Linked DNA regions of Homo sapiens: region 1 is linked to region 2. Evidence: read pairs that join two places in POLR2A ChIA-PET (ENCODE). Cell type or tissue: MCF 10A. All regions are shown on one strand. Region 1 overlaps VAV1 (vav guanine nucleotide exchange factor 1). Region 2 overlaps SLC25A23 (solute carrier family 25 member 23).

Evidence for each region. ChIA-PET counts read pairs that join two places held together with the same protein. Peaks named below come from ENCODE experiments on the same cell type or tissue, not always from the same donor. Only the 100,000 strongest peaks of a DNase experiment are listed, where the experiment ranks them.
Region 1: POLR2A ChIA-PET joins it to region 2 with 5 read pairs; 3 of 35 experiments call an interaction of 5 or more read pairs at or near these places.

Annotation. Positions count from the first base shown.
Region 1 is chr19:6,844,925-6,849,924 of GRCh38, forward strand. VAV1 (vav guanine nucleotide exchange factor 1) reads left to right here. Exons shown (of 27, transcript NM_005428.4): 23 at 3,074-3,190. Among named protein-coding and RNA genes, the nearest start is that of ADGRE1, 40 kb to the right of the region's middle. In MCF 10A, no CTCF peak of the experiment used is centred here; a DNase peak (open chromatin) is centred at 2,717.
Region 2 is chr19:6,444,091-6,449,090 of GRCh38, forward strand. SLC25A23 (solute carrier family 25 member 23) reads right to left here. Exons shown (of 10, transcript NM_024103.3): 9 at 61-211. Among named protein-coding and RNA genes, the nearest start is that of SLC25A41, 13 kb to the left of the region's middle. In MCF 10A, no CTCF peak of the experiment used is centred here; no DNase peak of the experiment used is centred here.

The sequences.
Region 1 (5,000 bases), 400 kb after region 2:
CAATAGAGCTGGGAGTAAGAGGAGGTGGGTGAGGTGAGTCGGGCAGTCAGATTCTGTCTTTATTCAAAATGTTGATGTTTGTTCATCATGGTTTCTTTGCATTCATTAAAAAAAGATGTTAAACACCAACTCGAACCAGATTTGCATTCGTTTTTTAAAATTGAGGTGAAATTCGGCTGGGCGCAGTGGCTCACGCCTGTAATCTCAGCTCTTTGGGAGGCCGAGGCGGGTCGATCACTTGAGGTCAGGAGTTCAAGACCAGCCTGGGCAACATGGTGAAACCCTGTCTCTACTAAAAATACAAAAAAAAATTAGCTGGGCATGGTGGCGCACGCCTGTAGTCCCAGCTACTCAGGAGGCTGAGGCAGGGGAATCGCTTGAACCTGGCAGGCGGAGGTTGCAGTGAGCCGAGATTGCGCCATTGCACTCCAGCCTGGGCAACAGAGCGAGACTCGGTCTCAAAAAATAAACAAACAAACAAATAAATAAATAAATAAAAATGAGGTGAAATTCATACAACATAAAATTAACCTTGTAATTGTTACTGGCATTTCTATTTCTATTCATATTTACATTTATATTACATATTAACATTTACATGATGTTAGATATTATATGCAATTACATATGATTTATAATTAATACTTATCATTTATATTGTGTATTTATGTTTACAACCTATTATATATTATACCACATATCATAAAATATATTTATATTATGCTATGTATTTTCACAAATTAATGTTTTTTATTTATGTTGCACATTTATGTTTATATTATATTATACCATACACAATATATTATAATAAGATTTATAGGTTACCTATTTACTTTACATTATATTATATTTATCTACAATTATGTATAATATATAACTAATATTTATTCTTTAAATTGTATATTTACATTTATATCATCTTATCACATATTATACCATATATCATAGTATATTTATATTACAGATTTGCATTTATATTATGCTACATATTCTAGAGAATTAACATTTATTATTTATATTGCACATTTATGTTTATATATCATATGCGTTATATAATATACTATACTGTAGCTTTATATATTACATATTTACATTTACATTATGTTAGGTGACATAAAATTATATATTATGTATAATTAATATTTATTATTTATATATGTTACATTTATGTCATATTGTACGTTATGTATTTTAACATACATTTACATTAACATGATGTATTTACACTTATATAAAATTATATATTATGTATAATTATGTATTACACATAATTAATATTCTTTATTGTATGTTACATTTAAATCATGTTGTACATTATATACTATAATATACATTACATTAACAAGAGATATTTACGCTTATATAAAATTATGTATTATGGGCTGGGCACGGTGGCTTATGCCTGTAATCCCAGCACTTTGAGAGGCTGAGGCGGGTGGATCACTTGAGGTCAGGAGTTCGAGACCAGTTTGGCCTACATGGTGAAACCCCGCCTCTATTAAAAGTACAGAAAATTAGCTGGGCGTGGTGGTGTGCACCTGTAATCCCAGCTACTCCAGAGGCTGAGGCAGGAGAATTGCTTGAACCCAGGAGGCAGAGGTTGCAGTGAGCCAAGACAGAGCGAGGCACTGTCTCAAAAAAAATTATATATTATATATAATTATGTATTACATATAATTAGTATGTATTATTTATGTTGCCCATTTACATTTATAATATATTGTATGTTATACCATATATTATACATTTACATAGACTATATATGGTGTATTCCATGTAATATAAATATTACATGTATATTTATATTATATTCATATTATATATTATAGGGTTATATATAACTATCTATATTAACATATAGCTATCTACAATAGATAGTTATATATTATTATATAATGATTATATATTATTATATATAACTATTATTTATATTGAATATTTACACTCACATTATAAATATATTCATGTTATATTTATATTCAGTGGCTTTTTGTTTTTTTTTTTTTGGAGACAGAGTTTCGCACTGTTGCCTGGGCTGGAGTGCAGTGGTGTGATCTCAGCTCACTGCAACCTCCGCCTACCGAGTTCAAGCGATTCTCTTGCCTCAGCCTCCTGAATAGCTGGGATTACAGGCGCCCGCCATCAAGCCCAGCTAATTTTTGCATTTTTAGTAGAGACGAGGTTTCACCATGTTGCCCAGGCTGGTCTCGAACTCCTGACCTTGTGATTCGCCCACCTCGGCCTCCCAAAGTGCTGGGATTACAGGCGTGAGCCACAGCGCCCAGCCAGTGCCATTTGGTATATTTGCAATACTGCGCCGCCATCACTGCCGTTTAGCTCCAAAACATTCTCAGCACCCCCAAGAGAAACCCCATCCCGGGCAGTTGCTCCTGCCTCCCGCAGCCCCCGGGAACCAAGGGTCTCCTTCCTGTCTCTGTGGATTGGCGTGTTCTGGGCATTTCCTATGAATGGAAATCACACAGTGTGTGGCCGTTTGTGCCTGGCTTCTCTCACTGAGTGTGATGTTTTAAGGCTCATCTCCATTGTAGCCCATGTCAGTGCTGCTTCCCTTTTGATGGCTGACTTTATTCATTTTGATTTCTAAGAATATTGTATTAGAATACTGTTTGTTTTACTTATTGTCATTTACCTTGATGACTAGGTTTTTTGGCTCTCACTTACATTTTGCACCTGAGGCTCGTGACTCATTCTCCTTCCCCTACTTCTGTCCGGGTGACCACAGAGATGGGCACACAGTGAGCCTTCAGGAAATGCCTGGTGAAGCCATCGCCAAATTCCAGACACCCAGCCAGACCCAAAGGGCTGAGCCATCCCCCCGAATCCATGTGTCAAACCTTAGTGGTGACCTGTAGAAGTGGAAGCCCGCTCCCCATGTCTGGGCTCCGGCCCCTGCCTCCACGGGGCCTACCTTGGTGCTGAAGGGCTGTTAGAGCCAGGCTGTCACCAACTTAAAAAATCAAAGGGGTTCAGGGGGAAAGGCAACCTCCATATGGCAATATGGGGACCCAGGCACGGGGACCGTGCCACCTCTGTCCTTGGTGTCTCTTTGCAGGTACGCAGGCCCCATGGAGCGGGCAGGGGCAGAGAGCATCCTGGCCAACCGCTCGGACGGGACTTTCTTGGTGCGGCAGAGGGTGAAGGATGCAGCAGAATTTGCCATCAGCATTAAGTAACTCCTTTCTCCCTGACTCATACCCTTTTGGGGCCTGGGCCCTGCGGGCCTGGGAAAAAGGGTATCCAGGTTTTACTTTATAGAAGTGTACGGTAATAGCATCCACCTTTTACTGAGCCCCTGCTGGTTCCCACGTGCCTTTCACCTTCTTTATTTCTTTTAATTGACGACCACAAGAAAGAGATATGATTCCTATAGAGGCTCAAAAAGGCTCTTAAAATTAATTAATTAATTTGAGTCAGAGTCTCCCTCTGTCGCCCTGACCTTTCTTTTTTCCCCTTTTTTTCTTTTCTTTTCTTTTCTTTTTTTTTCTGACAGAGTCCCTTTGTCGCCCAGGCTGGAGTGCAGTGGTGAGATCTCAGCTCACTGCAACCTCCCAGGTTCAAGCGATTCTCCTGCCTCAGACCCCCGAGTAGCTGGGATTACAGGCGCCTGTGACCATGCCCAGCTAATTTTTGTATTTTTAGTAGATACGGGGTTTCTCCATGTTGGCCAGCCTGGTCTCGAACTCCTGACCTCAAGTGATCCACCCGCCTCGGCCTCCCAAAGTGTTGGGATTACAGGCGTGAGCCATCGTGCCTGGCCTGAAGGCTTTTATTTTTAACCAATTTTCATATATATGTTTTTTCTTTTTTTTTAACTTCCAGGAATTTCTAATTTTTTTAATTTAATTTTATTATTATTATTGTTATTTTGGTGACAGTCTGTCTCTGTTGCCCAGGCTGGAGTGCAGTGGTGAGATCTTAGCTCACTGCAACCTCTGCCTCCCAGATTCAGGGGACCCTCCTAGCTCAGCCTCCCCAGTGGCTGGGACTATAGGTGTGCACCACCACATCCAGCTAATGTTTATATTTTTTGTAGAGACGAGGGTCTCTCCTTGTTGCCCAGGCTGGTCTCATACTCCTGACCTTCAAACATCCTCCCACCTCAGCCTCCCAAAGTGCAGGTGTGAGCCACTACATCCCACCTATATATTTTTTTTTTCAACTTATTTTAGAATCAGAGGGCACATGTGCAGGTTTGTTACAAAGGTATATTGCACAATGCTGAGGGTTGGGGCCATGAATGATCCCAACACCCAGGGAGTGATCATATACTCGGTAGTTTTTCAGCTCTTTCATCCCACCCTCCTCCCTCTAGTGCTCCCCCGAGTCTACTGTTTCCAGCCTTTTTTTTTTTTTTTTTTTTTGAGATGGAGTCTCACTTTGCCGCCCAGGCTGGAGTGCAATGGCATGATCTCAGCTCACTGCAAACTCCACCTCCCAGGTTCAAGCGAGTCTTCTGCCTCAGCCTCTTGAGTAGCTGGGATTTACAGGTGCACGTCACCATGCCTGGCTAATTTTTTTGTATTTTTAGTAGAGACAGTGGGGTGGGGGGTGGGGGGAAAGTTTCACCATGTTGGCCAGGCTGGTCTCGAACTCCTGACCTCAGGTGATCCACCTGCCTCGGCCTCTCAAAGTGCTGGGATTACAGGCGTGAGCCACTGTGCCTGGCCAATATTATTCCCATCTTTATGTCCATGTGTACCCAATGTTTAACCCCTGCTTATAAGTGAGAACATGTGGTGTTTGGCTTACTGTTTCTGTATTAATTCATTTAGGATAATAACACCCAGTGCATCCACGCTGCTGCAATGCACATGATCTCATTCTTCTTTATGGCTGTATAGTAGTCCATAGTGTGTGTATATGTACCACATTTTCTTATCCAGTCCACTGTTGATGGGCACCTGGGTCGATCCATGTCTTTGCTATTGTGAATGCTGCTGTGATGAACAAACAAGGGTGTGTGTCTTTCTGGTAGCACA
Region 2 (5,000 bases):
GAGAAGCTGGGGCCCAAGCGATGAGACTCCCCCTGCCCCATCCTCCCGCCCAGGCCTCACCTTGTGCCTGCATGCGGGTCCGGACCAGGGCCAGCGGGTAACTGGCTATCTGGCCGCAGGTGCTGGATATGGTACCGCAGGCCAGGAGCACGAGGATGCCTGGGTCTGCCGAGTCGTGGCTGTACTGCTGAAGCCACCAGTTCTTCAGAGTCTGGAGTGGAGAAGGGAGTAGGGAGGGTTGGGGTGGGTGACCCTAGGACCCTGGCTTCAAAGGCCTGCTGGCCGGTTCTGTATCCCATGACAGGTGCTACTAGCTGAGCACTTGGTACCTCCTAGGGGCCGGGCCAGCCCTTTCCCTGCGTCCCCTCACCCAGTCCTCATCTGGACCCTCTCTGGTAGGTGGAATAAGGGTCCCCTGTACTGACTATGCCCTAATCTCTGGAACCTCTGCATATGTTACCCAAGATGACACAAAGGACTTTGCAGATGGGATTCAGTTAAGGATCTTGAGATGAGATTATTTTGGATTATCTGAGTGGCCCAATGCCATCACAAGGGTCCTTCTTTTTTTAAAAATTATTATTATTATTATTTTGAGATGAAGTCTTGCTCTGTTGCCCAGGCTGGAGTGCAGTGGTGTGATCTTGGCTCACTGCAATCTCCACCTCCCTGGTTCAAGCGATTCTCTTGCCTCAGCCTCCCGGGTAGCTGGGAATACAGGTGCGTGCCACCACACCTGGCTAATTTTTTGTATTTTTAGTAGAGACAGGGTTTCACCGTGCTGGCCAGGATGGTCTCAATCTCCTGACCTTGTGATCCGCCTGCCTCAGCCTCTCAAAGTGCTGGGATTACAGGAATGAGCCACAGTACCTGGCCTAATTATTTTTCTTTTTACAGAGATGGAGTGTCACTATGTTGCTCAGGCTGGTCTCGAACTCCTGGGCTCAAGCGATCCTTCCCCCTCGGCCTCCCAAAGTGCTGGGATTACAGGCATGAGCCACCATGCCTGGCACAAGGCCCCTTCTTTTTTTTTTCAGAGACGGAGTTTCGTTCTCGTTGCCCAGGCAGGAGTGCAATGGTGCAATCTCGGCTGACTGCAACCTCCGCCTCCTGGCTTCAAGCGATTCTCCTGCCTCAGCCTCGAAGTAGCTAGGATTACAAGCGTGTGCCATCACGCCCAGCTAATTTTTGTATTATTAGTAGAGATGGGGTTTCACCATGTTGGCCAGAGTGGTCTCAAACTCCTGACTTCAGGTGATCCACCTGCCTCGGTCTCCCAAAGTGCTGGGATTACAAGCATGAGTCACCATGCCCGGCACAAGGGCCCTTCTAAGAGTTAGAAAAGTAGGTGTAAAGACAGAAGCAGAAGCGAGAGAGAGATTGGAAGATGCTATGCTACTGGCTTTGAAGATGGAAGAAGGGACCACAAGCCAAGGAGTGCAGGCGGCCTCTAGAAGCTTTTTCAAGGCAACGAAACAGATTTCCTCCTGGAGCATCCAGAAGGAACGCAGCCCTGCCAACATCTCGATTTTATAAAGCCCAGTAAGAACCCCATTTTGGATTTCTGACCTCCAGAACTGTAAGGATATACATTCGTGTTGTTCTAAGACACTAAGTTTATAACTTGTTTGCTTGCAAGAAGGGTAAAGAATAAATTAAAAACAGCAACAGCAACAAAAGGCCAGGCATGGTGACTCACGCCTGTAATCCCAGCACTTTGGGAGGCCGAGGCAAGAGGATCGTTTGAGCCCAGGAGCCTGAGACCAGCCTCGGAAACATAGCAAGACTCTGTCTCTACAAAAACAAACAAACACACAAACAAACAAACAAACAAAAAAAAACTGGATGTGATGGTGCATGCCTGTGGTCCCAGCTACTCAAGAGGCTGAAGTGGGAGGATTGCTTGAACCCAGGAATTCAAGGCTGTAGTGAGCCGTGATGCACTCCAGCCTGGGCGACAAGAGTGAGACTCAGTATCAAAAAGAAAAAAGGTCGGGCCTGGCGTCCTCACACTGGTAATCCCAGTGCTTTGGGAGGCTGAGATGGGTGGATCACTTGAGGTCAGGAGTTCGAGACCAGCCTGGCCAATATGGCGAAACTCCATCTCTACTAAAAATACCAAAATTAGCCGGTGTGGTGGCAGGCACCTGTAATCCCAGCTACTCAGGAAGCTGAGGCAGGAGAATCGCCTGAACCGGGGAGGCGGAGGTTGCAGCGAGGCAAGATCACACCACTGCACTCCAGCCTGGGCAATAAGAGCAAGACTGTCTCAAAAACAAACAAATGAACAAAAAAACACTCTCCAACGACACTGCCTGTGGTAGATGCTGTGAGTACACCACCTTCATCCCTTCCCACTCCAATTCAGACCTGCTGACTTCTTACTGCCAACATTTACCCAAAGACTTTGCTTGTGGACTTTCTCTGAACGCAGGCCAGCCGGCTCTGACCACTTAGGAATGGGCAGAAAGCCCTGGGAAATTAGCATCTCCAGATGCAACCTTCAAAAGACTGACCTGGTGGATCAATACCCCAGCTCCCTCATCTCTCTGGTGCAGCATGTCTTATGCTGCCTCCCACAGATCTCTAGAGGGCTGGAACTCCATTTGCTAGGAATAGTAACTTGCTTGATAACATACTGTTACGGGTTGAATCATGTCCCTCCTTTGGGGGGGAACATGTTGATGTCCTAACCCCCAGTATCTTAGAAGGTGACATTCTTTGGAAATAGGGTCTTTGCAGATCTAATTAGTTAAGATGAGTAGGGTAACAGGGTAGACCCTTAGTCCAGTATGACTGGTGTCCGTAGAGGAGAAAGACAGAGACACACACGGAGAAAGACAGCCAGGTGACAGCGGAGGCAGAGATTTGAGTGAATGTATCTACAAGCCAAAGAATGTCCAGGGTTGCTGGGAACAAGCAGAAACTGAAAGAAGGAAGGAAGGAAGGATTCTCCCCTAACAAGTTTGAGAGGGAGTATGGCTCTGCTGACACCTTGATTTTGCACTTCTGGCCTCTGGAACTGTGAGACAATAACTTTCTGTTGTTTTAAGCCAACCAGTTTGTGATACTTTGTTACAGCAGTCCTAGGAAACTAACATACTCATACTGTGTGCATTGACTCCCTGTCTCATTACCTCCCCAATAAATCACTTGTCCTCACGTCCCAGTTTCAGGGTCTGTTTTGGAAGGATCTCAAACTAAGACCAAAACTATTATTATTATTATTGAGACAGGGTCTCGCTCTCACACCCAGGCTGGAGTGCAGTGGTGAAATCTCGGCTCACTGCAACCTCCGCCTCCTGGGCTCAGGTGATCCTCCCTACTTCAACCTCTGGAGTAGCCAGGATTACAGCTGTGCACCACCACACCCGGCTAATTATCTTTATTTTTATTTTATTATTATTTTTTGAGACACAGTCTCACCCTGTCGCCTGGGTTGGAGTGCAATGGCACCATCTCGGCTCACTGCAACCCCACCTCCCAGGTTCAAGTGATTCTCCTGCATCAGCCTCCTGTGTAGCTGGGATTACAGGCTTATGCCACCGGGATTACAGGCATGTGCCACCAGGCTTGGCTAATTTTTTGCTTTTTTTTTGAGACGGAGTCTCGTTCTGTCGCCCAGGCTGGAGTGCAGCGGCACAATCTCAGCTCACTGCAACCTCCACCTCCCGGGTTCAAGAAATTCTCCTGTCTTAGCCTCCCAGGTAGCTGGGATTGCAGGCACACACAATCACACCCGGCTGATTTTTGTATTTTTAGTAAAGACAGGGTTTAACCATGTTGGCCAGGCTGGTCTCCAACTCCTGACCTCAAGTGATCTGCCTGCCTCTCCCTCCCAAAGTGCTGGGATTACAGGAGTGAGCCACCATGCCCGGCCCTATTATCTCTATTTTATAGAAAAGAAACTGAGGCTCGGGAAGTTACTTGCCCAAAGCTACAAAATAAAGGTGAGAACCAACATTCACAGCTGTATGTGAATCTAGAACTGTGCACCTGAAGACTTTAGGGTGGCTAATCCCTTCTGAAGCCTTCTGCCAAGGTGACTGTAAGAACAAGACCTTCTTTGCTTTGCGGCTGGGAGAGGCTTATAGGTTTCATTTCCTATGCCAATTCTAATCCACCAGAAATTGCTGCCTGAAACTGGAATTGTGTTGAGCAGGACTCAGTGCTGTGATGGATTAGTAATGCCTAGCCCAGGCACAGACTGGGTAAAATAGGCAAGTACTTAACATTATTGCCTTTGAAATTTTAGAAGCCTTCTTTTGGGTCTAGAACAGCACTTGCCAAATAGATGTTTAATGGGTTATTATTAAGATCAATCTGTTGAAAAGAAGTTCTAAAGACGGCCGGGTGTGGTGGCTCATGCCTGTAATCCCAGCATTTTTTTTTTTTTTTGAGATGAAATCTCGCTCTCTCACCCAGGGTGGAGGGCAGTGGCGCGATCTTGGCTCACAGCAAACTCCGCCTCCTGGGTTCAAGCGATTCTCCTGTCTCAGCCTCCCGAGTAGCTGGGATTACAGGTGCCCACCACCACGCCCAGCTATTTTTTGTATTTTTAGTAGAAATGGGGTTTCACCATGTTGGCCAGGATGGTCTTGATCTCTTGATCTTGTGATCCACCCCCCTCAGCCTCCCAAAGTGCTGGGATTACAGGTGTGAGCCACTGCACCTGGCAATTCCAGCATTTTGGGAGGCCGAGGTGGTCGGATCACTTGACGTCAGGAGTTCAAGACCAGCCTGGCCAACATAGTGAAACCCCGTCTCTACTAAAAATACAAAAATTAGCCTGGCGTGGTGGCGCACACCTGTAATCCCAGCTACTCGGCAGGCTGAGGCAGGAGAATTGCTTGAATCTGGGAGGCAGAGGTTGGAGTGAGCTGAGATCACACCACTGCACTCCAGCCTGGGTGACAGAGTGAGACTCTGTCTCAAAAAAAAAGAAAAAAAAAAGTTCTAAAGACTAGATTAATGTGGCCAGCACTGGGTTAAAAACAAAA